2 separate regions of the Mus musculus genome follow, and region 2 is linked to region 1. Evidence: chromatin loops called from intact Hi-C (ENCODE). Cell type or tissue: left cerebral cortex. All regions are shown on one strand. Links, peaks and the distances in the headings refer to the core of each region. The heading gives the core; the rest is flanking DNA.

Region 1 (14,796 bases), core at 5,150-7,649:
TTGGTCATGCTAACTGGAGGAGAGCTTGCTGGCCTGGCTTGGTATGCAGGCAGTCCCAAGAGGCCTGGGTGTGCCACACTGGGCTGGCAACAGGTACTGGGGGAAGTCCCTGCTGTGGAGAAGCAGATGAGTCAGTGTAAGGGCTCCAGGCTTGTGGCAGAACTGTGGGCCAACAACAGACTTATAAACCCAACTGCCGGAGTCTCTATGCAGTTTCTCTTCCCATGGCTCCAGAGCCTGTTTGGAGGAGCAACCCTAAAATAATGGCCTTTACTTTCTACCATTAAATGAGAAATGAATCTTGACTGAGCCTGTCATGAGTATCAAAGGCCTTTCCATCTTCAATCTCTTTAGAAGTGTTGGGGAGCTTTGAAGGAGAGGAAAGGCTGTGGCTAGGGGTCTGGAAGGGTTCGAGCCCTGGGGCTCTGCGGGCTGAGGAAGGCACTGCTCTGCCCATAAGGAAGCTTCCTGACATAAAGGAAGGATTCTTTTCTCCTTCCCTGTCTGGAGACTCCTAGTAATCTGGGCCACCGGGTCTGGTCTACCTGCTTTTCTGCCAGAGATTCGTATGGGAAAAGATGGTCTTAGTAATCATAAGAGGGAAGAGGAAGAGGAAGAGCAGGAGGAAGAGGAAGAGCAGGAGGAAGAGGAAGAGGTGGGAGGAGGAGGAGGAGGTGGGAGGAGAAGGTGGGAGGAGGAGGAGGGAGAGGAGAGGAAGGAGGGGGGGAGGAGGAAGGGGAGGGGGAGGGGGGAAGGAGGAGGGAGAGGAGACAAAAAGAAGGAGCAGGAGAGTGGCCACAGTGGTGGTGGCATCACATCTAGGAAGTGAATCCATGCTGGAACCCTGAACAGGAGCTGTGTAACTTTTAGGCTCTTGCACTTTTAAAGTCAGGTCTGTCATTGGTCCCAAGTTTCCAAACAGCCCTGAGTTTCTCAGAGTGTGAAAATCACAGCAGAGAATGGGAAGCCAGGAGCATAGAGGTGGGTGAAGCAACTGCTGGCAACAACAAAAGGGACAAACAAGACAACAGGAGAGAAAAGCCCCTGTTCATGCTGTGACCCTCTCTGGCTCCCAGCGCTGGGGGGGGGGGGGGGGGGGAGCACAACTGAGAGTTCAAGACTCCTGTTGACTACAGAGAGTAGCTGCGTGCTAGATGCGTCCTCCTGAGAAGAAAAGTGGGTGGTGGGTCAGTTCTCATCTCTTCTGGGACATGTGGGTGGCATCTCCAAGTCCGAAGTCCAGATTTACAAAAACAGAGAAGGAACAGATGGGCGAGGCCGGCCTGGTGGCTCCAGATAGAAGCTGTGTGCGGGATCAGGGTAGCAAACCTTGTGCTTCTGCACAGCTGTGTCTTTACAGCTTCAGGGAAGAAGGAGAGGACGCAGGACACTCAGCTACAGAGCTTGGGGCTGTGGTCCCTGGACCATATTGTAACCAGAGGAAATTTACTCATTCTTGGAGTTGTGACCCCTGTGCGGTGGAGTAGAAGTGTCCTCTGGCCACACTTCCCCAAATGACATCAGTAGCTCTGGGACTCCCCCTCTGCTGACTTCATGCAGATATCATAAGGGAATTAGTATACACCAAATGCCCCATTTATACACACGAAGTCATTATGAGAGTAGAGGTTGTTTTCTGAACTGAGGATTTTTAGAGGCACAGCTGGAAGACACTGCATTCACCGCAGTCTCTTGGTCAGCAACCTTCACCTCTGTTAGTCACGCCTGAGGGAAGGAGGAGGTTACATCACCCCGAGGGCCACAGGCCTGCACTGAATTGGTCTTTCTTTTCTCATGAAGTCACCAGCCATAGACCGTGACAGAACAGAACTCACGGGATGCTGGGAGTCCTGCCTCCAACTTCCCTGCTTCCTCCCCCTTTCTGTACCCTCCCTCTCTCTGTGAATCTATCTATCTGTCTGTCTATCTATCTATCTATTTATTTTAGAGTACTTTAGACATGCTAGCCAAGAGGTTTCATTTACTAAGTGTCTGCCACACATTTCTTACCTCAAACCCAGGCCTCAGTTTCTTCAAATGTAACACTGTAAGATGTTCCTAACAGTCTAATAGCAAGAATGCTGCTGCATTGACCACCAGACCCAGGAGATGTTCATTTTGTGTCATAATTAACTACAGAGCCCTGAATAAGGCATGTATGAGTTGTGAATCAGTGGTCATAGAGGTCAGAGGGTAGCCTGGGCTGTCTGTCCTAGCCTTCCACCTTGTTTGAGACTGGCTCTCTTTGTCCTTTGTCTCTTCCTGTGCTACATTGTCTGGCCCTCCAGATTCTGGGGACTCTCAGGTCGTGGCAGCCAATCTCACAGTGGGAGCACTGTGAATTCTCACAGTGGGAGCACTGTGAACTCTTACAGTGCTATGAGTTCCCATGTGTGTGCCTGAGCCTGCATTTCTGTGGGTTCTGAGCTCAGAACCTCAGACTTGAGCAGTGAGTGTCTTACTCACCGAACTGCATCCCCAGCCTAATGAAAACATTATTTTAAAAAAATAATAATAATAATTCATTCATTCTTCCCAGTCTTGGTTCAAATGCCACCTCCCCCCAAAAAACTTTTACATAACCAGACCTGCTACCTTCCTGTCTCACTCGATTGAACCAGCAAAGACATTTTGTGGGTTTTATATTTCCCTTATGTGAGAAAAAAAAAAAAAAACCCTAAATAACCATTCATTTATTGATTTTTTTTTTCTGTTAGTATATGAACTATCACCTCAAATTCAACACTCAGGTGCTGAGGGTGTGGTCCCAGCTGTGCAGCCAGTTGCTGACAGGTGATTGGACCATGAAAGTTCTGACCTAATCAGTGTATCACCCCTCACACCCATAGACTCATGACAGCATTCTTTAGAGGTGGGGGAGGGGAAGAGGTGGGCCTCCTTGGAGGAAGTAGGACCAAGTGCACGGGAAACACACATCTATCTTGTCCCTGACTCCTTCCTTGTGTCGCTGCTTTCCAGGCGCAGCAAGGACAGTGGCTGTCCCAGTACACTCTTCTACACTGATGTTTGCTTCACTGAAGGGCCCAGAAACAATGGAGCCAGCCTCCTGAACTATCATCGCTGAGTCCATGAGTCAAAGAAATCTTTGCCCCTCTTAAGTTGTTTCCTCGGGTATTTGTCACAGCTGTGGAAAACTATCACCTCATTCAACAGTAGGACTGGAGCGTTGCTGGGGGCCGTGTTCAACACAGCAGCCTCGAGGGCCTGGAGAGATGACTCAGTGGTTTAAAAGTGCCTGAGTTTGGGTCCTAGAACCACGTCAGGGGGCTCACAGGACCTGGAGATCAAAACCCTTGGTTCTGGCCTCTGGTGGCACATATATGGACCTGAACATGCACATAAACAAAATAATAAAATGTCTTTTTTAAATGTGAGGGATCAGCCTGCTTGAAAGGACCACAGAGGAGGACTGGGCCGAGGACAGGGTGAAGCTGGATGGAGGAGCAGGGACTGGTTAGGGGTGGAGGGCTTTTTAATCTTTTAGATTTTTTATGTGTATGTTTTACCTGCTTTACCTGCAGGTATGTCTGTGCATCATGTGCATGCCTGGTGCCTGCAGAAGCCAGAAGAGGGCATTGGATGCCCTGGAGTTGGAGGTACAGATGGCTGTGAGCTGCCATGTGGGTGCTGGGGTTGAAGCTGGCACTCTAAAGGAACAGCTAGTGCTCTTAATTGCTGAGCCACCTGTCTAACCCCAAGAGGGGTGGCTTCTGAGCGGCTGTGAAAGAATAAATAGAGATCAAGTTAAGAGACAGGGACAAGTCATGACTGTGACCCCCAGCCTGGGTCAGAGCTGTTGTCAGAAGCCTGCTGTAAGGTGACTGCCTGGCCCCTGCCCACCTCTGACGGTGAGCAAGTTACTTAAGTACTTAAGATTGACACTGAAACAGAGAGGCCTCCTGAATTGCCGTGCACATAATGAGGGTATGGTTTATAAAGCAACACCTTCCACTGGACACCCCCTCCTGGGCCCCTCAGTTAGAGAAGCCTCTTTGTGGTTGGGGAAAAACAAGCAAAACCCCAAACTCCTGACAATGTAGCACTTGGGAGGCAGAGGCGGGCGGATCAGGAGTTAAGGTGATCCTTAGCTACATAGTAAGTATAAGGCCAACCAGGTTACATGAGACTCTGTCTCAAATGCAAGACAAGACATCTTTGTTGCTAATAATTAGTTTAGGACTTACAATAACACTCCCTTACTTGTGATTTTATTTTTAACAGTTTTATTAAACTCTCTGCAATCTGAAGATATTGGATAGAAAATTCCAGAAATATGTAATTCACAGGTTCAAACAATCTTGCCATTCTGAGTAGCTCGATGAATTCCTGTGATCAGACTCTGTCCCGCTCAGGCCCTGTATTGTCCTCTCTCTTCACCATGTCCGTGGAGTATAAGCTTTTCTCTGTGGCTGGCTTGGTTAGCACACTAAATATCAATGGTGTTTGATATAGGATTCAGCACTGTTCTTGGTTCCAGGTGTCTGACAGAAACTCAGTGCCTTTCCTTTGTGAAAGTTACAAAGTTGCCAAGGGCAGAGAGGTTCAACAACACCCAGGAGACCACAGGGAGGGCTGGCTGCCTGGAGTTCCTCTTGGTAGTTCTGCCATTTCAGTTTTGTTCTGGAAAAGGGTTGTGAATTGCAGGTTTAGATCGACTTGAACTGCATTTTTAATATTTTGTATGTCTGGAGAGGATTCAGGGAAGCTATAACCAGTTTGGAGACAAGGAAGGGTTAATGAACTTGGCAAGACACGGACGAGAGCCTTGCTGGCCTAGAAGGGGGTGCCATGCTTTCTTGAAGGGCAGAAACAGGTGTCAGAGGATTTGGGGGAACAGCACTGCCCAGTTAATGTCACAGGAAAGCCTGAGGTAAAGGCTGTGAGGGAAGTAGGATTTGGAGTCAGGAAACCTGGGCTCTGCCTGGTTTGTGTCCTGACTCTGTAAAATTACACAAGTCTCACTTCTTTGTGTGCTCGTTTGTAGAGTGGAGACCCTTTAACCCTAGGGGTGTCAGCCAGGGCCAAGCTTTCTTCAGCCTTCAGTGTGAAGGTTAGCTCGGAAGCCCTGCTGAGTGGGGCCTGACCTGCTCACTCAGCTTCAGCAGGCAGGGCAGGAGTCTGGCCAAAAGTGACCAGTGACCACAGACTTGAGGCTTCTTTTCCAATACTGAGCATTTCAAAGAAAACCCAGGGCTCCACTGAGAGTAGTCTGGAACCACCACAGAACGGAGGGTGTGTGCCCTGCTGGGCCATTTGCAAGAGGAAGAAAGGGGTAGGAATGAGAACACTAAGGCAGAAACACAGCTGCTCGACTGTTTGAGGGCTACTGTACAGGAGGCCAGCGGAATACCTCTTCCTACCCTGATTCTCTTGGGAGATGCCCATTCTTGCTGCCAACTGTGTGTGTGTGTGTGTGTGTGTGTGTGTGTGTGTGTGTGTGTGTGTACTTGCATGTGTGTTCATGTGCATGTGGCATGTGGAGGTCTCTGACCTACACACATAAGACTTGGAAGTAGGCATCCCTAGGGCTCCTCCCATGTGACTTTGTCCACCCCCTTCCCCCTAAACTTGTTTATACTACAGGAGACAGACAGCGACCTGCTACCTCAGGGTGAATGGGCAAACTGAAAGGCTGGGGTTTTGCAGCCCTGAGCGAGGCTCCTGGCTGGCTAGGAGGGCTCTGTTCACGTGAGCTGCTGCTCTAACTAGGAAAAGTGTTTGTGCAGATCGCTGGGCGGAAGATCTGCAGAGATCAAAGCTGACTCTGCTGCTCCAAGGAAGCATGAAGGGGGCTCTCGGAAAACAACAAACCTTCCCTAAGTGTATATTCCGGGCCTTTGTCGAGAGTCCAAGCATGGTTTAAAAAGTGAAATCCGAAAGTTTAAAAGAAAACGTAGCCGGGCGTGGCGGCGCACGCCTTTAATCGCAGCACTTGGGAGGCAGAGGCAGGCGGATTTCTGAGTTCGAGGCCAGCCTGGTCTACAAAGTGAGTTCCAGGACAACCAGGGCTATACAGAGAAACCCTGTCTCGAAAAACCAAAAACAAACAAACAAAACAAACAAAAACCCCATAATCTTTGGAGAGGATTTAGGAATTTGGAAGGATTGGAGGGAATCAAAAGAAAAGGATTAAATGTGTTCCGAGGTGAAAATAACCTCGGACAGGTGCCATCTTTTCTTGAAGACCAGGCTTGCTGAGGAGGCTCCAGACACTGTAATCCTCCTCAGGAAAGCCTAGGCTAAGACGCCCATAAAATCTGGGCTCAGGCAGCAGGCTACAAGGAGGTCATTTCCTGTGCTCTAAAGTGTGCACGATGTACAGGTGCCAGGCAAGGTGGACTGAAAGCCGGCCCCCAGCGGCTTCTAAATTCAAGGAGCTAATCCAGGAGGGCCCAGGATGTGGGCGCACTGGCTTGATGGATCAAGCAGGAGGCGCTCTAGGTCCGTCTCCACCTCCCCGCTGGCCCTCAGTCTCCTCCTCCCGGCATTGGGTTCGCAGTCTCAACACTGGAGAAAACAGATCTTGGTGGAGACCTACGGGAGCTCGCTGTTCCCGGAGTCTTCCCCGGGCTTTGAGGACGTCCCAGGCTCTTTCTTTCGCGCCGCCGCCCTCGGGCCAACTTGGAGGAAGTGATCTGCGTTCGGGACGGGGAGCCCAGTGCGGGGTGCGTGAGGACCAGAGCGCTGATTGTCCTGACCGGCTGTGGAGATCCCTGGCGGGGTCCAGGGCGGCTCGGGTGGAGTCAGGATCGGAGGGCTAGGGGCGCGGCGGCCACTCCGGGAGGTCGGGCGGCGAGCGTGACTTCACTGGGAGGGGCCAGCGCTCAGCGGGGGCGCGGAGCCCAGCGCGGAGTCCAGCGCGGAGAACTCAGCGCGGAGCCGATAGCAGCGCACACCGTGCCCGGGATGGAGCGCTACAAAGGTGAGGGCGCAGGGCGCACCTACTTGCTCCGGGTATCCCGGACTCAGGTGTCCAGAACGGACAGTCTACGCCCAAGGGACCGCAGCCCTAGAGAGGGCGACCGAGGAGTCACGAACAGGGCGGTGGGCTTCTGGGCGTAGAATGCCGTCCGTGCTATTTGATACTCCTGGGCCCCTGGGGCAGAGGTCTCTGCTTGGAGGTCAAAGTGAGGCTTCTCACCTGTTGGAGAACCGAGGGTGTGTCCTGAGCCATCCCGTCACCCCCAGTTTCAGTTTGCCTTGGGGAAAAGATGTCTACAGTCGAGGGGGGCCCTAGTAAGGTCTCAACAGTAAGGGGCTGCTGGGGGCAAAGGGGCGAGTTGTAGGGCTCTTTCTATGGATGCTGCCTTGTTGAGGGGCTTCTTGCAGATTCCCGGAAAAGTCTTGTCCGGTAGCAGAAAAAACTCCTAATGTGGTGGGGTGGCGTGCTATTCTGTTCTTGACAAGGTCCGTCTCTCTACCACTTTGTAACCTGCCTCGCCATGCCCTTTGCGGATCCTGCACCCCAAAGCTGCGTGGGGGGGGTGTGAGTTAGGAGCCCAGTGGACTGCCCAGCAGGTGGAGCGCCCGTAGGCGTCCTGGCAGCTGAGCGAGCTTGGATTTGGCTCTGGCCAGGGATCTTGGCCAAACCATGGTGGGAGGGCCGGTCCGGATATGCCCGAAGGGTTTTGGAGCCCCAGGGCTGGAATCCAGAAACCTCAGATAGTAGGTCCTTTGAAAAGGGGGTTCAAGGTGCTGCCCCTGAGGCAGATGCGTCGGTGCGCCCCTACATGCCTCCCTCTGGGAAAAGGGTCTTGTACTCGCTCTTTTTAGGGGTTGTCTAAGTTAAGCCTGCAAGGGGAAATTCTGCCTCTGCACTTATTTTCCCATGGGAGGGTAATAAGGCAAACGCTCAGGTTGCCAAGGAATCTCGATCTCCCTCTATGGTTTCTTATTTATGGAACTCACATAAGGGAACTGTGCGGGCAGGCTTTAGTTTCCTAACGTAGTCTTTTTAGTGACTCACCTGTGAATGCAGGGTCAGGGCTCTGGAGTCAGCGGGGTAGGGGAGGAGCGCCAGGAGAAATCACTTAGCCTCTCTCCCCCGTCTATCCGGGAGGTCTTGTCTTAGTTCTGATGGAATCTGGTCAGTTTGTGAGGGAAAGGCTGAAGTTGCCCTCATGCAGTCTCGAATATTGGCGGCCACAGCCCCTCTCTTGGTAGAAGAGAGGCGGCTCTTGCTGCTCCCCACTTAGGGAGGGAACCTGGGGGCGAGGAGGGGGAGCCGATTGGGGCCTTGGGCGTCTCCTCACTGGAAATCCCGACTTCCAAGGTCGCTTCAGCTCCTTGGATTGTGACATTGAAGCAGATGTTGGCCCCAAATAGAAGATCCAAATTGCAAGCTTCTTTGCCCAAGCAGCAAACTGGTTCAAGTTAGAGACCAGGCAACAAGTGGGCAGCTGTGCATCTAGGATTTGTGAGCAGGTTTTTTTGGTGTAGTTTTTGAATTAGTTCTTTACTGGGTAAAATCTGCTTAGTTTATCTTTCTCTCCTGGGAGCTGAAAATCTCATTCTCTACTGGGATGAGTTAGGGACTTCCAGCTAACTGAAGGGAACTTGGTTTCAGGTCAGAGCGTTTGTGTTTTGGAAATAGATCTATGTCTTAGAGATCAATGTCTTAGAGATCAATGAGTGTGCTGACTTGAGAATTGCCTGGACTGTAAAAGAGAATACATGGGATGTTCTTCAGCTCCACTCTGGGGAAACAGGACTTCAAATCTCACTGATGTCATGCTGCTCATATCTGCTAATTTTTCTGGGAAGAGTGTGGGGACCCCCCCCCCCCCCCCGGCGAGTTTCAGTCTCAGTTCTCAGGAAAGGCAGATCAGTCATGTCTTGGGAACTCGCAATGAATGCTAACTCTTGTCTGTGCAAAACGAATGCTAAATGATAAACCAGGTTGCTCCTGCTTATCAGAGCCTGGGGCCTTTACATTTTTTGAAAGGTTTTGGGGTGTATCTCAGGGTTAGAGATCTTGCCTGGCATGTGCAAGACCCCAGGTTTGGTCTTCAGTGCACCCCCCCCCCCAGTATTTTAAAAGTAAAACTGAGTAGTTGCCAAATAAGTAGGTATGGTGGTTTAAATGATAAAGTTGAACAGAAAAACAAGATTTATCTGGGCTCTTGTAAAATTGATCAGAGAAAACTCTTATGGCATCTGACATAGTTTTAAATTTAAATACTTTCATATTCCCAATTTTAAGTTCTCTTCCCTACACAGGTAGACTTGCTCATTCTTGTCTTCAGAGAACAAAAGTGTTGTCTTTGACTTGAAAAGCTTAGAAAGCTGCTATGGTGGGACAATAAACTTTCCATGCCCGTGGCCTCTCTGTTACCCACTGCCCACCCTCCCCATGGCAGGTCATAGTTTTAGGTTCTGGGCTAACTGTCTTGAGGGAGCTGAAGGATGGATGAAATACCTAATATTGAAAAGCAGCCAAACTTTTCTCCCAGTCCTCTCCAACCCCCTTTGCTACAGCACCATGACTTTCTCAATCAAACCAAAGGGGTGTGGGGAATACATGTGTGTCCCTTCTCAGAGGGATGGAGCTTTTCTGAAAAAAAGTTATAAATGTTGGCAAAGTTGCTATGCCTTGCATGGGAATCTCTTTGGCATGGTATAAGCAAGAAGACCCCTACAAGTATCCAGGAGTCTGTGCCAAGTCCTACAGGGTGCCTTGAAAAGATTCCCATCCTTGAGTGTTTATATATTTATGACTCTCCTAAGAGCATCCTGTATCATTGTGTGTGAGCCCATTGGCTGACCTCATCCCATGCAGTCAAGGATCCTGGTTCCTATTGCTCTCCCAGCTGGTGAGTGGGTCCAGGGCCAAGTGACTGACCTACTATCTGTGGATTACACTTGGAGCATCACGCCAAAGCTTCCTGAAGTTGCATCACCCTTGGACCCTAACTGGCCCAGCTGAAATATACGGACTTCATTTTAGATGGGCGTAATGGCTTGTGGGGGAAATCCTTCTGTAGCCTTTGGGTTTCCATTCTGACCACCGCTTTTTGGGGTGGCTTTATGGTGCAGGGGGTCAAGGGGAGAACAGTGAGATTTTGTCCAGAAAACAATGTGGTCAGGGAAGGAATCTTGTCGGGTAATCTTAAGAGTTGTGGTCAGAGAAGGTCTAAAAAGAAAAGATAAATAATCAATAATTAAGGGAAATAAAGCCCATGGATAATTTAATCATGTCCCTTTAGGAATTCTTTCTCCGTGCCTAATTGCTCAGCCCTTTACCTGTTGCTGTCTGACCCTGTAGCGGCCGACTTAACCTCAGCTGTATGTGGAGCCATAAATGTGTGTGGCACAAGAAGACAGGCGAGCACCAGACATTCTCATTCAGACGTAGGTCAGGCACTGCAGCTTTCAAGGGCCTTCGGGTGACTCCAGCGTGACCCAAGATTGAGGGAGCATATTTACTTTAAAAAAAATGGAACGTCAAAATAGATAACTAGAGGGAGTAGGCTGAGGCTGGGAAGATGGCTCCGTTGGTGCTCGCCGGGCAAGCACAAGAACCTGAGTTCAAGACCCTAGCACCTGTGTAAAAAGCCAGCTATGACCGTGTGTGCTGGCTAGCCACTGTAGCCGAGTCAGCCAGGTCCAAATCCCCACGAGACAAATTTCTAATTCCTAAAACTGTAAGGTAGAGAGCAATTGGAGAGGATTACATGCCGTCGGCCCACATGCGTGCACATGCAAACATGCAAAGGAAAGTCCACTTCCTCCTCGGAAGAATCGCTTTTAGGGGTACCCAGTTCTGACGATGCTCGAGTCCTGGAAGTGATGTAGGATTTGCATATGGGGCACACTGTCTTCCCAACTGCTTTACCTCATCTCTAGACTACAGTGGGTGCAGTTGCTGTATTGTCGTGTTTAGGGAACAATGGCAAAGAAATCAGTACACATTTAATGTCCTTGCAACTGCACACCATCCATAACAGAGCCTTTCCATATGTCACCCCTCATATTGTGGATCTGCAGTTGGCCAACTCTGAGGCCACAGAACTTATGGCTGTGGAAAGCCAACCAGAATCCTCAACCTGAAAAACAAAAACAAAAACAAAAACAAAAAAACCCGCAAGCAAGACCGGAGTGAACTACTGTGCGTGCGCTCTCTCACTATTCCATTGCATCTTGGGATTATCTGCAGAAATCTGATGGGATTCACCTTTAGCTATTGTAGGCTTTGAACAGATGCGCGAGAACACTGTTTTAAAACAGTGTCGGAGTCTCCATGCCTCGCAGCCCCAGAGCTCTGAGTTTGCGCGTTGGACTTGACCCTGGGCACCGCTGACTTTGAAGCTCCCTGTGTGGGAGCCTGGCAGCGAAATGGTTGAAAGCAGAAAAAAAAAAAACATGGGAGAGGTCATGCTGGTGTTGAAGAGCAGGAGCCAGGGCTTCGCTTCGGGCCCTTCCTCTCTCCTGATGGGGTAAAAGCTCTGGGAACTGGGCTGCTTCCAGCACAATTAAAGGGCCAGGCTGGGCCAGAGAGCTTCAAAGCTGAGAAAGCCGTGCCAGTTCTCCTCCAAACCCCTTTAATGACAGGAAATGCTCCTATAAAGGAAATGCTCCCCTATCCTTCAGGGGGGAGGGAGACTCCTCCCAAGCTAGGGAGAAGGGCACTGTGGCTGCCACCAGAGGGGAAGGCACAGTGGCACGGAACACAGAAGCCAAGAAACCCAGTAACCTACATGCCGTGCCTCTGTGGGCTAGTCACTGAACTTACAGGTCTCAGTTCCCCTCCCCACCCCAGAAAACAACTGTCATGTGTCCCTTCTGTGGCCTCTCAACCACTGGCCTCGCTCCCTTCTTGGTGGTCACTGAGGACTCTCCAGCAGGAGAATGTGTTTGGAAAGAGAGTAGGGTGGGGGTGGGGGGATAGGATTGCCAGCAAAGGTCAGTTTAGGATTATGATTCTTATAAATAAAACTGATTTCCTGTGGAGAGATGGGGAGTCGCAGACTTAGTGGGAAAGAGAATGCTAGCAAGTATGGAAGGAATTCATTTTTTTGAAGGACTTGAATGTCACTGTGTCTCCAAAGATTGTTAAGGCCAGTGCCAGGGTCTGCAATAGGAGATGAATCAGACCCGTTTGAGAGCCGGGGCAACTGAGGCCAAAGAGGGCAAGCGACCGTTCATAGGGTCGGCGACAGGATATGGGAAGCTGAGTTTTTAAAAGGAGAATTCTTGCTGAAGAATTCATCTAGGAAAAAAAAATTCCTGGAAGTAATGTCCTGATCTTGTCAGGGTCTCTTTGCCAGGAAAGGGGTTCGCTACTGAGTTAAACTCCACCATCTTCAGGATCCAGCCCCGTGTCTGCCTTCCATATGCCACCATAGCTTCCCTGGTCCCTTACTACTTTAGATCTGACCTCATCAATACATGACATGCAGTAGACACGCAACAAATGTCCTGAATTAATGTTACTCGGTCTTATGATTATATGCAGATTTATTATACGTGCTAGGCTATACTCTGTCAAGATAGGGACTTTGTGTCTGCCTTCAGAGTGACCAGCCCTTGGCCTCTTACCAGGCTCATAGTAAGGACAAGTGAATGGCTCATGAGTGTCTCCTGTACAGAGCCCATGCCTTGTGCCCTGCTTCTCAAGAGCAGACCTGGTTCACAAAGGTAATGAGATGAAATCTTTGAGCTCACTTCCAGAAGTGAGGAAGGAAAAGCCCCCGGCTGCCCCTGGCTACCCCTGGCTGCCCCTGGCTACCCCCGGCTGCAGGGTCTTGAGCGCTTTCTCTGTCTGTTCCAGCACAGGGCTGTTGCTGTCTGGTGGTGCAGAGAAGAATCCTGCAGGTCTCTGCTTGTGAGTATGAGCCTGCCTGTGCCCTCTGCAGCAGCTTACCTGGCCTCCAGGCTCTCCTGGGTACAGACCTGGCTCAGCCTATGCCGTGGATGGAGGGGTTAGGGGGATGGATACCATGGAGCCAGGCTCCAGCCTGGGCATGTAGGGGCTGCAGCTTCTAATGTACCTTTTGCTACTAACATGCTGTGCGACCTTGGGCAAGTCAATTAATCTCTCTGGGCCTTGTTTCTGTATGAGTAAGCTACTGATCACTAACCCATTCCCAGGCACCCTAGTGAAATAACTCAGGAACCACTGGTAAATAATTCGGCAAGGGTGATGTCTCGTTCAGTCAGGGGAACAGACACCATCATGCCTGTGACGAGATTCTTCTGCTCTTGAGGTGTGTGGTGTGAGTCCTCGATTAATTGAGCCTCCAGCTGTGTGCATCCTTTGTAAAGTTTTAGAGTTAGGAGCACTCAGACAAAGTGCTTACTTCCCAAGGCGCTGTGTGCATCATCTATGCCGGCTGGAAAGACAGACAGGACTCGCTGGCTCAGCCTTGACGCTGGTCCCTCTGATTCTCTCAGATAGCTCTGTGAGTTGATGTAGGAGCTCTGAGCCCTTGGCTGATGTTCTGTCTGTGGGTTCTCATTTTCTCTCCAAGTAATCTACAAATTAACTAAGCCCAGACTCCACCAAGTGGAGGGTATGGAGAATAATGTACAGAAAGACTTGTGGAAGGAGCCGGCCTCACCCTGCATGCATTGCTCCAGGCTGGGGTACACAGCGTGGCACGGAACACTGGATATCAGAGATCTCCCTAGGTCCTAAGCGGGGGCGAGGTAACAGAAGATCTCTTCCCCTCACCTCCTTAAGGCCTCTGAGGTACTCCAGGCCACCTTTGAATTCACCAGTGACTCAGTTCTGTAGTTACCAGGGCTGCTCTAGGGATGGGGTGGTCCGAGATAGAACATGATACAATAGGTGTTACGGAATGGTAGAAATGGATTTGGTGGAGAGATCTGAGCTTACTGGGAATGTCAGCCCCAGCAGACTGCAACAAAGCCTTCTGCCTCAGGATTAAACCAAGGGAGTCGAGCCGGCTGTTAGCTGGAGATAGTATACAGCTGTACCACAGAAGGAATCCCATGGGGCAATGGGGCAAGCTACCAGAGAGGCGGCTTTTCCAAATCAAGCAACCAGCCATTCTAGTTTGCCTGAGATTTCTTGGTCTTGCCTCCTGGAAGGAAGCTAACTACCAGGAAACCCCTTACCCCAGGGAAAACTGAAGTGGGCTCACCCTCTTCTCAGACTTCAGCTCTGGTGGCTCTGAATCACTGCAGGAGAGGTGAGCGGTGTTTAGTTTCTATAGCAAGAAAGTGAAAGTCTGAGACTAAAAGTGGTTATAACTGTCTTCTGCTGGTTTGCAGGACACTGACAGAAAGGAGGCTCTGGAGCCTGCACCGTTCAGTTTGCTCACACAGCTTTCTAAAAAAAGGCCAGGCTGCCTACGGAGAAAGTGAATCAGTTCTGTAGTTACCAGGGCTGCTCTAGGGATGGGGTGGTCCGAGATAGAACATGATACAATAGGTGTTACGGAATGGTAGAAATGGCCAACCTTCTTATGTGATGGGGCAGCTCTGTGTACTACCCAGGTAACAAGGCAGGCTTGTTTTCCTCTGTGTATAAATTATAACTTGATAAAACTCCTTCTAGAAATACTCTGCAGGCCCGGGAGTGCCCTTACTTGTGGCCCACTGTCTGTCTTGGCGGTGCATCTCTCTATGATGTTTTCTGTTTACTTTGTTACAAATCAGCTTGCTACTCTTGTAAACAACATCACACCACCTGCCCCTTGCAGACCATGGGACGCCCTGTGAGACAGATAAGCTGAACACTTTGAGCCCTTATGGGCTTCGGTCAAAACTCCAGCAGTCTACTTGCTGGAGCTAGAGCAGGATTGCAGTTTG
Region 2 (14,796 bases), core at 4,827-7,326, 190 kb after region 1:
TTGGATGTAGACCCTGAGCACAGAGACCCACGTGCCTCTGTCACTTGCAATGTTGACCGGGTTGGCCGTGAACTCAGAGATAACCAACCACCTGTGGTTCTCTGGAATGCTGGGGTTTTAAAGGCATGGACTACTGTTATGTCTCAAACCCAGGACGAATGGTTGAGTGCCTATTTAATATATCAAATTGGACCTGGCTGATAGGTTCTCCCAGCATCCCTCAGTCCCTACCTGTTACAGGGTATGACTGGCATACCCCACCCCCAACCCCTAAACTTCTCCAGCCCAGGGTCTGGGCTGCTCTTCCCCCAGCTGCCTTTCCCTATATAATCTGGCCATGTTGGTTCTCCAGGCTTTTGTCTACCCTTTTCTCTCCTGGCTCTCCCTCTCCCCGGCTCCTCACAGAACCCAGGTCAGGGTCAGGTTCCCTCTGGACTCTCTTAGATGTCTCTGTCTCTGCTCTCCCTCATGTCTATAATAAACCTCCTACTACACCATACCTAGGAGCAGTCATGTCCTTCCTTTTTTAATTTCTTTTTCTCTCTTTTCCTTCAGCTATCATGCCGGTCATTATCTTTTCTTCATTTTTATTAATTTCTAGAATATAGAAAAAGAAGAGTTCTCATTGGTGAGGTTACAATCAGTTTCTCCTAAAACAAACATGTTTGAAACTGCTGTTATTAACGAAGCCCATGATTTGTTCGGATTCCTGCCCTGCTTCTATACATCTTTTTAGCCAGAATCTAACATCACATTTAGCTATCTTCCCATAGCCAAGGCAGTTTCTCCTGATTGACAGCTTCCAGGAGCACCGAGGAGGCTTTTGGAAGCATCCTCCTGGTCCTGGGGTTTGTCTGATGCACTTGATAGGAATGGAGTATGAGTTGTTTGGAAGACTACAGAGGCAAAGTCACACTTTTATTGTAGGATACTGTCTGATACATTTTATGAACATGATTCACAATAATGAATAACAGGCGTCATCATATGACTGACATTTATTACATTTCTGCCCCGTAAAGTTTCCCCCTTTCCACACAATGTGATAGAGGAGAAAGTCGTTATGCCCCACCTCTGAACAGAATATGTCCTACGCTATTTTACACACTTCTTGCTCCAAACTCGTAGCCACGCCTTGTAACTTTTCAGTCCAGGCTCTTTGGTGGAAAATAGAGATGTGGAGAGTAAGGGTGTGCGTTAGGCTGTTGGGATTCTTTTCAGTAGTCACCCATCACCCCCAGGACTGAATTCCAGGCCTTCCCCCATGCTAAGGCAAATATTGTAGCACCGACTTCTCCATGAAAAAAATAAATCTCCAATTTCATCGTGATATTTCTAAATCCAAATGTAGGATTGCTGTAACTTTAGCTTGTTCAAAACCGATTTTTAATGATGGCTCTTAAACACTTTAGCCTCCCTTGGAGCCCACCACCCACCAGAGTTAGTGGAAAAGAAAGGATATGGGGGTTGTGGGGGGAGAGTGGACCTGTTTAGAAAGGTTCTTTGGAGCAACTCCCATCTGTGTTGTCAGGAAATCATCAGTTCACTTCACAGTTCAAAGACAGCAGCAGCTCGATCCACGTGCAAACACTTCACAGACACACCAGCAGTTCAGTTCAGTGGAGTCAGGATAGCAAGCAGGAAATCAGCAGCGGTGGCACGACCTAGCAGAGACAGCCAGGCCCCAGCCTTTGCTTTAGCATCCTCTCCTGTGTCTGCTTCAGGGAAACATTCCTTCACTTAGCCTTTCATGCCTGTGTCCACTTTAACGGAACACTCCTTCATGTGTTTGCCCCAGCAGAACACCATCCAGCACGTTCCAAAGAACCCTTAGCGTTTCCACTTCAGATTGCAGCGTTTCCATCTCATCTCTTTGGTTTTACACCTGTATTTCTTCTCTCTTATGATTTAAAAAATTAGTTTCCCAGACATGCTTAATACATTTTCTTACCAGTTATAAGTTCTGAAGTACATTTCAGAAATAATGCTAATGTTACTTCTAACAATATGAACAGATAAACAACTCAGTGTGTCTTCCCTCCTTTTGGGATAACATACCTTACTAGGAATGTTTAAAGTCCAGCCATTCTTTTCAAAGTAAGAAAACCTATGTATGTCTGTATGAATGCATGCATGTATGTATATACGTATGCATTTAGGAAAAGGGTCTCCTGCAGGCTAAACCCTAAGTGGTTCCTACTTGCACCTCCCAAATGCCTGGATAACCATTGTAAGCCACTACTCCCGGCTCAACCCATAGTTAGGGTCTCATTTCTGTGAATTGACACTCTTCACACCAAGGCAACTCTTATAAAAGACAACATTTAATCAAGGCTGGTTTTACAGGTTCAGAGGTTTAGTCCATTATTATCACGCTGGGACGCACAGCAGTGTGCAGGGGGTTGAGGGTTAGGGTTAGAGACAAAGAGCAGAGAGCTCTACCTCTTGATTGGAAGGCAGCAAGGAGGAGACCGAATATGTCTCACACTGGGTGTAGCTCAAGCATTTATATGAGAGCTCAAAGCCTTCCTCCACAATGACATACCCTGTCCAACAAGGCTACACCTCCTAATAGTGCCACTTCCTATGGGCCAAGCATTCAAATACATGAGTCTATTCAAGTCACCACCGCACCTTAATTGTAAAACGTACTGTAATACATTACCATAATTTGAGGAGGGAGTTGTCATTTTCTGATTAAAAAAAGACAGAGGGTTAGTAATATACCACATTGAAGATTTTCCTCCTCAGCAATTATGAAAGTAATTTAACAGTAATATGCTTGGATTTACAAACTTGCCACTGAAGACGAGTCTTAACTATTTTCACTTACAACTGTCTACACGGCCCAGAACTTTAACACATCTTTTCTCCGGACAGAGGTGGTTTGCAAAACCTCCAGACTAAAACTGCTCACCTTCCCTACCTCCTCCAACTGGGCTTAGTCACTATAATATACAACCTGCGTGCAACCATGCAACCGGATGGGTTACGCAGCCCAGGCAGGCTTAGGTCCTCTGCGTGGAGCACACTAACAAGCTTACTAGTAAACAATGGCACTCGGTGCCACTTGGAGATCCCAGGTCAATTATTATTATGGAAACCCTGCAGAGCTCTCTCCCAGAGATGAAGCTCGCATGCCCAAGTCAGCTGCTCCTGCGGACTTGGCTCACCCACAGGCAGCGCAAAGTTTGCACCATCAGAACCGGGAAGCCACAATCTCTAGTTCTCTTTTATTACTTTATGCCACTGACTCATTAGATGACCGGCCAAAGGGTGAAGAAAAAAAGATGGCAACTTCCTTCCGATAGAAAGCACCGGCTTGGGACGGGAAAGGGAAAGAGTGGCCCAACCGGACAACAACAGCCTGCTACAGCCTCCTTGGGCTTAAGTGGAGGTGGCACGGAGATGCTGGGCGGGGCCTCTAGAAACCGCGAGGACTGGAGGCGGCGCCTCGAAAACCACGCCCGCCTCCAGGTGCTTAACGTCACGCGGTCCGCGCCGCGCTGATTGGCTCGTTCAGGGAGCCCCGCCCCCTCAGCTGTAGCCGCGCCGGCTTAGGCGTCGCCGCCATCTTTGTTGATGTGTCAGCTCCGCAGGGGTTTTGGGGGAAAACCTCCGCTGAGAGCCCGGGATCTGCAGTGGTCTCCGCGCGTGACTTCCTCACCCACTCCGCGTCGGCTACACGCCGCCATGGGTTCGTCGGCCCTGGAGCCGGAGCTCCATCGGCCTCGCTAGGGTGCGGCCCGGGGCTGGACGACGGACGGTGAGTGGCCGAGGGGCGTCCGGGACGGGCGCGCTCGGGGAGCGCTGGTCTGCGCGCGTGGACGTGACGGGGTGGTAGCCCCGGGCTGTACGCAACTCCGCGCGTGGACGTGACGGGGCTGGCGGGGCCCTCGGGGGGCTGTGCCCGGAGGCGCGGCCGCTCCCCCGCCGCACCAGCGCGGTATCTCCGGGGACGCGGTCCGCAGCGTTCGGCTTTTCCAAAGATCCCGATGTATTTTCATATATTTTCACCTTGGTAGGGAAACCATTTCAGATTTCTCTCTCCCCTTCTACCTATCCTCAAAGTAGCAATCCCAGGGAAACAGCGCGCGGGGAGAATGATGGCTCAGCTGCCAACAATTCGTAACTTGTTACAATATTCACATCTTGATTGTTATTTAGAGAGGAGACTCGGGTTTGTACGCAGAACACCTGGGTTAGAGTCAGAAAAGACTACAGTAAAAAAATATGACAGCGAACCAGAAAAGATGTCTCAGACCCAGTGTCACGCACGGTCCTTTGATGTCCCAGCCTTTTCCTTTCTTCTGAAGTGGTACACAGGGTGCTTGTCTGAGGAAAAGATGAAACAAATCAGTTATGACAGTGTTTCAAAGTGCACGTGTAGCCAGCCATCCCAAGGAAAATCGGTCTGTTAAGTGTTAGGTTTATTAGCGTGGATGTGGCCTTTGTGCACTTAATTGTGAAGGAGATTAAGGACCCAGAGACAAGTGATACTGAAACGGATGCGTCTTGTGTATCAAGTCCACCGTGTGCAGCTACTTTTTAGCTCTTCGTTAATTAATGGTTACACAAATGAAACAACAGTAATGATTGGCCTACTTCTTTTATGGTTCCTTTTTGGTCTTCCCATGTTCCCATGTGCAGATTTTGGGCAGGCCATAATCTTGTACTGTTGCACCAAGGCCTTCCTTCTCCTTTGTACAGGGTAATAGGTAAGTATGACTTTGGAAGGCTACCAGAAGACACAGGGACTGTGTTTAGTTTTTTTGAAGGCCTTTTCTAATTTAAAACAATAGAAACTTAAGGTGTTTGATTGAGAACAGGTTCCATGGAGTAAGGGTGACATTTCCCAGTCTGATTTTTTTTTTTTTTTCCAGACTGAAATCCTGAGTGGTAGAAGAAGGGGCACTCATAAACCTTTAGTTCCTTCACACAGGAACCAAAGACTTATTCTTTGATGCTGTGCAGTGCGGCAGCATGGCTGCTGCTGATTCCTTAGTGTGTTCAGTCCTGAAAGTGACTGTGATGAACAGAACACTCAGCCCAGCTCTCTGAGGAAGCTGTGATGGTTGGGAGCCCAGGCAGCCTCACTGAGAAAACTGTCTTTCCGTTTGACAGCATCTACCCTGGTTTACAAAAGTCATTCAACTCACTGTAAAGAAAGAATATTCAACTTCAAATTCTGCTTTGTTTGTTTGTTTGTTTTTAATAATAAAACTAAAATTTTTCTTTTATTTTTTTTGTCTTTAAATGACTAAGGTCAGGTTTTGATTTTTCTCATAAACATCACTTCATTTACAATAGTTTTATTTAGTATTTATTTTAAAAGCAGCAACAGGATAGATAATTTAGACCTACAAATGCTCCTGTAATCTTACACCATTTCAAACTTATTTGAACTTGCTTAATGGAGAGTTTGCATCCAAGAAGTAAACTATTAGGTAAAGGGGCAGTAGACACCAAGAGCAGAAGCAAACTCTAGGATACTGCCAACTGTCTTGAGCGTAGTGGAAGCAAACTCTAGGATAATGGTAACTGTCATGAGTGTATTTCTTAAAGCTTGAGCTGGTCATTCATTGTAGGCTTATGTAGTAAGTACTAAATAGGTGTTGTTTTTAATAAAACTTAAATCTTACCAAATTAACCAAATTCAGGCATAAGTACAACTCTTTTAGTAAATGTAGAAATTCTATTTAATTGAATTCATTTTTCTGATATTTGGTTTTCATATTTTTTTTAAAGATTTATTTTATATATATATCAGTAGACTGTCACTGTCTTCAGACACACCAGAAGAGGGCATCAGATCCCATTATAGATGGTTGTGAGCCACCATGTGGTTGCTGGGAACTGAACTCAGGATCTCTGCAAGAGCAGTCAGTGCTCTTAACCGCTGAGCCATCTCTCCAGCCCCATTTTCAGATTTTTTTGAAAGAACGGTTAAATAAAAGTACTTACGTTTTTCTCAGACTTTATTGCAGTTGATACATTCTGTACAAGTCGCTTCAAGGTAGAGTTCTGTATTAATGTTATGCCTCAATACTTTAAAAGCCATTTTAGAGTCTAAAGTACCCAAACCATGGTTGCCTGTTTCAGAGGTGAGAGTGTTACTGCTGCAAGATATCAGCTATCCAGTGTCTCACTGAAGATACAGTAGGGGAAACTCAAGAAGACAGGAGCAGCTGTGGGCTGTGTGCCGTCTGTGTGACCGTTAGAGAGCTGAGGCAACTTAGTACATTCAAACTGTAGTTGGGCTTGATGCTGACTCTGAAGTCTTCCTTCTTGGAGAACCAGTTCTAGAGATCTTTGAAACAACAGTCTTAGCTTTCTCCTCTTAAAGTAAGACTGGGTCTAGGCAAGCTTGCCTTCTGTGAAACCCCAGTCCCGGCTCTTTGCATCCGGGAAATGTGACTGACTAGTATTTCTTACACAGCTTCTCTTCTGTTTCTCTGCTTTGTTATTTTAGTTTAAAAGCTTAATCTAGCAAAGTGTGTCAGCATTTACTATTTAGGGATTATGAGGAGATACTGATTGGATGCTTTTTGATTTTTTACTTTTGACTTGAGATGACGGGCCAGAATTTTGCTAGAGCTGATAGGAAAGGAAAGGAAGTGACTTTAGTTATGCTACTTTCAAACCCCTTGGGAAATATGCAAAGACTGTCTTAAAGTATTTATATTTTCTTACAAAGGACAGGAAACCATTTTATTGACTTAAATAAGTGATCTCCCAAGCCTCGGTTGCATATGTCAATGCATACTAGAGAAGGGTGGGTCTACAGCTAGAATTATTGGGGGGCGGCGGAGTGGTGCAAAATCTAAAAATTATAAAAAATATTTGAACTAAGATTATTCAACTGGATTTAAAGCCAAGCCTTTATCCTGAAATGTTGGTTTGCTTTATACTGCTACAGTGGGAAGGATTCTGATCTGTGGTCTCAGCATTTCACAGCAGCAAAACAAAGATTTAACAGGCTCAGTATTAGTCAGACTGTACCTGAGGCCTGCACCTGAGGGTGCCTGTTTTATTTTGCACCATGTTCCAATGCCTACAACAGCGTCCATATGGAAAAGCTGCCCTGTGCATGTTTGGCAGGTGAACACTTGGGACTTTATTTTTGAGTTGGTTCCTCTGCATGATGCTCATTTGATGACTTGTTACCAATTATCTGTAGATTGAATTCAGTTTCTATTTATAGTTTTGTGAGCCAGCCTACGGTTTTGTTCTTATAGACTAATTATGGGAAACCAGAAATAGTACTGAAAGCTGTTAGTGTTTTCAGTTATGTAGTTTTGTGTGGAATAACTTTCTAGAAATCCGAGTGTGTTCATTAAAGAATGCAAGAGGCTCTGGGATAGTGCTTGGCATGGCGCCTTTTTGCTGGATGGCTGCAGCTGCTGCACTGCAGTCAGATCGCCCAGTTCCCACTGCCACAGGCCTGTACTGCTGTGTCAGCGACAGAAGGACTATGGGGACAGCGAGGGATTGGGAGGAATTTTGTGATTACAGGTGTTTTTCCTCAGAAGCAACAGTTATTACAAAGTCAGAATAGCAGTGCATGTCGTAATCAGTGAGCACACTTACTGTGTGTATCTGTGTGTGTCTCTGACTGAGGTTGGTCTGTACCAGCACTTGAGGCAGGCTTGCAGCTCTTCCCTACGTTTCCTGTTTCCTCCTTTTGTAGCTTACTGGTAGTAGGCTGTTTAATCTTCCATAATTTTCACGACAGCATTCCTTCTAAAAAAAACCCAAATTCTTGGACAGTATCCAAATTGCTGTACATGAGCGTCGCTAACTGGGGATGCCTGTAGGGAACTCGGCTGACGTTCCTGTCGCCTAGTTAGTGGTGGACAGATGAGCTTCTCATGAGGTCGATTGGTTTCTGTTTGCACAGTTCTTACATACTCCTTGGTGTTGCCTTGCTACATATGCAAGCACAGGTCCTCTGTAACATGTTTTCCTCTGGTCTCCTGTCAGTATTCACTGGGACATCAACAAACAAATGTGCAGTTGTAATGGTTCTCAGATGCCAGTTTGTATAATGACCCTTTTACAGGTCATGACTTACTGAGAGACACTGTGTAAGTTTCTTGTCTTTTAGATTTAGTCTTTAATTGATCAGACACACAAAACAAATTCTAAGCTTGGGTAAATAGCTTGTTTTGTTTGGATTTGTTACCTAGATGAAGCTCCTGTAGACTGTAAGACAGGTTTGTTGTTCTGCCCTGTCTGTACACTAGAAGTCTCCCTACAGCCTGCCCACTAAATGCTGTCCACCCCACATCATTTCAGAGAGCCAGTGGGTTCCTCTGTCTTTGTGAAGCACTGAGGAGTATTTGCAAAGACGGTAGTAAATGTTGTGCAGAGTGCATTTGCTAGGTTTATCTGTTTATTACTGTTCTTGTTTGATCTTACAGAAGTTTCAATTCTGAGTAAATTTTCTTGCAGTCATTTAAAAGGTGGCTGTCTCTTCAGAAGGGTCAAGAAAGGCCGTATCTTCTCCATGAGTGTAGGCAGTGTGTTCCACTGTACAGGTTGCTCTTGTGTTTGTAGTAGGGATGGTTTGAAGAAAGATAGGGCATTAAGTCCTCAAACGTAATCAGTCTCTGGGTAGACTGAAAGGAAAAACGGGGCAATCCATGGACAGTGTGCGCAGTGGGTGACTTGGTGGAGCAAGACATTGCAGTAGAGCAGCAGCACTTTCTGAATGTGGGCAGAGATCAGGTTTGGAAACTTATATAACTGCTTTACTCAGGAATCGTAGTGATTTCATTAAAAGAAAATAGGAAAAAAGGAGGGGGGGGGGCGGGCGGATCCTATTCTCCCTGAAGAAAACTTGAAACTCTTAGCCCCTAACTGCTTGATGTATCAGTGTCTGCCTAACCCTCCTCCCAAGAGAGACAGGCTTGTGTCTTTTCTCTGGCTGGCCTCTGTAGAGTGGAGACAGGCTTGTGTCTTTTCTCTGGCTAGCCTCTGTAGAGTGGAGACAGGCTTGTGCCTTTTCTCTGGCTAGCCTCTGTAGAGTGGAGACAGGCTTGTGTCTTTTCTCTGGCTAGCCTCTGTAGAGTGGAGACAGGATTTCATTACCTGAAACTTTAAAGAAGGGAGAGGCTGGTCTGGGTGCATGACTTGAGCTGGCTGTTTGATGACTGAAGAGGAGCTAAGTGTGGGACAGTAGTGTAGCTTCCTAGCCTGCACACTTGCTCTCTTACCGTGGAGGGGTCACTTCATGACAGCCAGGATACTACATACTTCATCACTTCTAAATCTGCTGATTTGTCACTTCCCTTAGCAAGCCTGTCTCACCCCCATGACTGTCACAAATAATCTGCCCTTCTGTTATCTACTTTGCCCTTTGATTTGAGATTATCGAAAGAGAATTGAATGAGATCAAGAAACTAAGTGTTCCAGGTGTGAGACGAGGCCTAGGCTGGGTTGAAGGGAGGGGATAGCATCAGAAAAGCAGGAGAACAATTGCTTAATAGATTAATAGATTCCGAAAGCAGCGGGAGCAAAGGGAGATGTTTGTTGACCAAGCACATGATGCTGTGCATGGGTACTCAGTTACAAGTACTAGCGGCAGGATTGAGGGTTAGCCAGCTTGAGTTTAAGACTTTGGAGAAAGCTCCAATAGGAGCACCTCTTCAGGTAGACTAATATAGCATGAAGAGGGGATAGACAATTCCATGTCTGTAACTCAGGGTGCAGGACTGGAAACTCTCATCTAGGCATCAGCTATGAGTTACTGCTTCAGTCAGCTCACTGGGTAACTGCTATGAAGGGAGAAAGAAATGAATGAGCCCTGGAGACCAAGGAAGCAGAATGAAAGGATGTGGGTTTTTGTTGACAAATCATGACACACAAATAAAACTCTTAAAGTTGTTGATCAAATGTCTTTTTACTTAACGGAATGCTGGGGAGTCACAATGCCTTTGTCGTCTGTTCTCTTCTGAAGGCACTCCTTATCTGCCAGCCAGCGCGTACTCGTCTGCTGTGAGTTCAGCCTCTGTTGGTACAACAGCAGCAGTTATGGTGTTTAAAGCCACTGCAGGTTTACACTTGTAAGATTTTAACTTTAGCAGTAGCGTAGTATATCTTACATTTACTGTGTATCATACCACATGTGGTACCTTTAAAGAGCTTCACTTTGAGTGAGCTGTATATTGTATATCATATCACAGGTTATATCTTTAAACAGAGTCACTTTGAGTGAGCTAGTTTGTAAGTTGCTCTGAGGCTAGTGTACCTGCCTGAGATTCATTTTTTTTTTATTCCAAGATTTTGGAATAAATTACTGAGATTTTCAAGTGTTCACTGCATTTATTTGTCTGGTCTAACGTCTTTACTATCAATACCAGCTTGCTTGCGAAACGTATACAGCACGGTGGTGGTCATTTGTGTCATTTGGAGGAGGTAGGTGATACATGATTAAGTGATTGGGAGCCTAGGTTCTAAAAGTCTGCAGTAATCGTTGTCTCCACAGGTGGTCCACAGGAACAGCATGCTTGACAGACAAGATGGCCTTTTCTTCCTTACACTTGACTCTTTTCCGCAGTCCTGGGATAACGTTCTTCAAGCACTAGCCTTACTTATTTTATGCAAGCTTTAGGTCAGCAAGAATTTGAGGGGTCACTGGGTGCTGGGACTCATACAGTAAAATCAAACGGTGTACAACAAGTCTTAGGATTTATTATAATTCACCCTTAGCAAAATCCCCTCCTGCTTAGTGCTGAGGGGTCTATGCAGCCAGTCATCTCTTCTTGTCTCAGTGTACTCTGATCATCGCCTTTCTTAAAGCTTGAAGTAAGCATGTGCTTTCCTGTTATAAAATGGACTCTTTTTTTTCCCATGTGTATACGTCAGAGCAGAATTCCTTATTAGAATTGCAGTTTAATCTCATCTCTGGTAACTCATCTGCCTGTCTGTGCACTGTTAAAGCATGGCCAAAGTCACAGGCAGTTTTTTCATTGAGACCACTAGGTTTTTTGTTGTGTTTTTCAAGACATCGTTTCTCTGTGCAGCTCTGACTGTCCTGGAACTCGCTCTGTAGGTCAAGCTGGCCTTGAACTTAGAGATCCACCTGCTTCTGCCTCCTGAGTATTGGCATCAAATGTGTACACCATGAACTACTGCCTGGCTGGATTTTTTTTTTTTTGTATTAAATTTTATTTTTCATTATGTGTATATGTGTGTCAGGGTTAGGGGATGTGCATATGAGACCAGTTCCAGAGGAGGCAAAAAGAGGGCGACAGATCCTCTGGAACTGAAAGTACAGGCAGTTGTGAACTGCCCACCACAGGTGCTGGGAGCTGAACTTGAGTCCTTCACAGGTGCTGGGAGCTGAACTTGAGTCCTTCGTAAGAGCAGTATGCACTCTTAACTGCTGTACCATCTCTCCAGCCTCTGGTGGAAGATTTTGTATTCTGTATGTCAGAGAAAAATTTGAAGTTGACTAATTTCCCATAAAGAAGAGAGAGGAGGAACCTTTGTAAATAATGTAATAGCTAGCGTCTTCTCACCTAGTCAAATGAAATGTTGCTCTTACTGACCTAGACAGGGTAGATTTGCACTGAAGAGAATGCTTATGCTTACTTAGAAACAAGCAGGGGAACGCCCCAGGCCCCTGTCAGGGGGAAGCTGCCCCTGGCACACACAGGTCAGTCCCCGCTCGGTCTGCACTGAAGCAGGTCCTGGTTCTAGGTTTCCTTCTTGGTGAGCTTTGTCATCACTCGCTGGTGTCCTGCTCTGAGACCGCTGCCTAATGCTTTAGCTGCTGTCCTTTTGCCCATCTCCTTAAAGGGCTTAAGTAGTGTGTGCCCACAGAAGGGGGCCATTCTCCTTCCTAACCTTCCCATGACATGCTCTGCCCCTTAACTAGAGAGGCCAGCTGGCCCATGACAGAAAAGAGGGGGTCACTACGGTGACCCCACTGGTTGTGTCCACTCTGGGTATCTCTCTTCTGTCTCTAGGGGAGGCCCTTATTAGAGGAATTATGAATGGGACACTTCATGGGCATGTCATGGTGTCTTAGTCTAATTTTTTAAATTTGATTTCTTAGATGTAAATGAAGATCAGGAGCAGATTTGAAGAAATGCAAAGTGAATTGGTGCCAGTCAGCATGTCAGAGACAGAACACATAGCCTCCATTTCTTCTGATGCAACTACTGAGAAAACATCGGAGTTGAGGGATGACTCGTGCATCTCAGTTTCTGGTGACGAAAGCAGCAGATTAGAAACAGGAGCTGAACTATTGTCATTGGACTCTGACAGAATTTTATGTCAGACTAATGAACACTGTAGTCAGATCGAAGTACAGGAGAGCCATATTCCAGACTGTGGCAGTGGTGAGAATTCTTGTGCTAACACAGACACATGCCCAGAAGATTCTGGACAAATAGATGACTTTCCTGGTGGAGACTTTACAGAACAAGTGTCAAAAACCAAGGAGCCAGAACAGACAGTAACACAGATACTGGCAGAGTTAAAGTCATCTGCACCCGCAGAAGCCGCTAATCCAAAGACGGCCTCAGCAAGCCTCTACGACACAGACTGCACCAGGAAACTCATTTCCGAGATGAAGACTGTTTCAGCCTCAGACGATTTGTTGGGAGAAATCGAATCTGAGCTCTTATCTGCTGAGTTTGCAGAGGGCCACCAAGTCCCAAATGGACTGAATAAAGGAGAACAGGCCTTAGCCCTGTTTGAGAAGTGTGTGCACAGCAGGTACTTGCAGCAGGAGCTCACTGTTAAACAGTAAGTCTGCTGCTACGGCCCCCCACCTCGAGGAGAGGACTCTGTCCGCCTTTGTTTCAGAATGCAGCCTTGCAGAGTTGGTCTACTTCCCCAAGTAACTGGGCAGCTTCCATTTGTGCTTGCTTACAGTAGTAAAGCAGCAGTGAAGAGTGTGTGTTCACTAGGGAGCGGTGTGTCAAAATCAATTCAAAGGGAAATGAAAAGTCACGAATTAAGTTCAGAAGCTTACAATTTAGAGAACGGGAGAATGTTTTGATAAGTTTGATTTCCTTCAGCCTGTTTCTAATAGGATTTATTCTGTATTTTTATTGTACATTTTATAGTAAAGTGATATATAAGTTTGGGCATACTGTTACAATCTGTTACAAAGAAAAATAATACATACTCTCTTTCACTAAACTACACACTTTTACACTACGCTGAGGATTACAGGGCACACAGACCACGCCCTGAGTGCTCTTTTATAGGTACTGGCTCTCCTTGCTTTGTTGTTTTCCATATTATTCTGTTAAAGCCACCAGATGGCCCCAAAGGTGCTCACTCATTGTGTTTTTCCCAGTGAACTTCAATCTGCTGGTATTCATTTTCTATTTTTTTTACATTAATTTTATCTTTCTTAAATTTAAATTTTCTAAAGAAAAAGGCTGTGTTATGATGTGAGGGTTTTGCACATGTGCAAGCCAGAGGAAACGTTCTGGAGACGTTCCTCCTGTCTGCCTTTGTGTGGGTTCTGGGGAATCACATGTCTGTGAAACGGCAGTGCCTTCTCACGAGCACCTCTGCTCACTTAGATCCAACTTGGAATCCTGTTAATACACTCTGTGCTTCCATGGCTCAGACATCTGTGCTCCCGGGCCTTCTAGGCTTGGGGTAACTTCTTCACTCCCCTGCAGTCTGGATCTACTCCCATCACCCCCCGCGCCCCCCCCAACACACACAGTGATTATTTCTGATGCCCTTTCCTACTTTCCTTAGATCCTGACAGCTTATACAGCACTTAAACATTTTAAGATACATACATTTAATAATCTCACTTACTATTAACCATGTGACTGGTGCACACGTTAACTCATGGAATGTGCACAGATAGACAACACGTCCTACCCTCACTCGTCCTTAGGTTTATGAGGTACCTGAGGCAGATTAAGAAACTTGTCCGGGTCAGATGGAAATATCTACAGAGCCAAGCTTCTGACTTGTTTTATCAGTTGTTACAGGAAATCATCTGGCTGCAAGTTGCTGGACGGAACTAAACAGTATTAGGCGTAAAAACAAACACGTTCTTTGTCCACCCAGCAGAGGGAGCAGCGGGCAGTAGAGTAGGGAGTGGCCCAGCAGCAGCCTGGAACTTGTGGAGTCTGAGTCCGTGCTCTCTCCTGTGAGAGACTCTGCTTGCCCAGTGTTACTTTTGTGGATAGTGAGGTGTCATATAAGTGTTACTGTAACCTGCATTGATCTTTTGCTTTACATATAATACTTTCAATTTCAAATAAATCAATTGTTGATTCAGGTAAGCAACTAGATGTTTTCTTAACTTTTATCTGCATTTAATTTTTTTATGAAATCACTAAGTTTCAGTTCCTTTATTGAAAATTTCATAAATGCATCCTTTTCCAGATGTTTGATTAAATTCCCATTTACTGAGTTTTTTTTTTGTTTGTTTTTTCCTGGGAAAATTGTATATATTGTCATTTGGAAATGATTCTACAATCAGGCTGGCTACTATGTTTATCCTCTCATATAGCTAGTTACCTGTGTGTTTCTTAAACCTTTAAGATACACTCTTGAAAATTTCCTGTTTAAAATACCGTTTCCTTCCTCCTCCTTCTGGGTCTGCGTCTTGCTGTATGCCCTGCTCTCCCATTTCTTCCCCTCCCTTTCCTTCATTCTTTCTCTCACCTCCTCTTCCTCTTTTTCATCCTCTTCTCCCTGTTTGGTGCTAGAGGACCTTAATGCTGGGTGTGTATTCTACTACACCCAGCCCTACCACCACTGTGTTGTACATTAAATCCCCAGGACTTGTCTGAACCTGGAACT

Evidence for each region. A loop is a pair of places that touch in the nucleus more often than their neighbours do. Peaks named below come from ENCODE experiments on the same cell type or tissue, not always from the same donor. Only the 100,000 strongest peaks of a DNase experiment are listed, where the experiment ranks them.
Region 2: it touches region 1 in a loop (2.0-fold over the local background); 3 of 42 quality-filtered maps call a loop at or near these places.

Annotation. Positions count from the first base shown.
Region 1 is chr19:57,000,298-57,015,093 of GRCm38, reverse strand. It overlaps Afap1l2 (actin filament associated protein 1-like 2), which reads left to right and starts at 6,519. Exons shown (of 19, transcript NM_001177797.1): 1 at 6,519-6,943. The coding sequence starts at 6,928. In left cerebral cortex, for the core only: CTCF peaks have their summits at 6,433 and 7,563 (motif pointing right); DNase peaks (open chromatin) are centred at 6,492 and 7,573; H3K4me3 peaks cover 1,367 bases; H3K27ac peaks cover 1,174 bases.
Region 2 is chr19:56,810,958-56,825,753 of GRCm38, reverse strand. Ccdc186 (coiled-coil domain containing 186) reads left to right here and starts at 3,555. Exons shown (of 16, transcript NM_170757.2): 1 at 3,555-3,766; 2 at 12,065-12,759. The coding sequence starts at 12,071. In left cerebral cortex, for the core only: a CTCF peak has its summit at 5,800 (motif pointing right); a DNase peak (open chromatin) is centred at 5,058; H3K4me3 peaks cover 267 bases.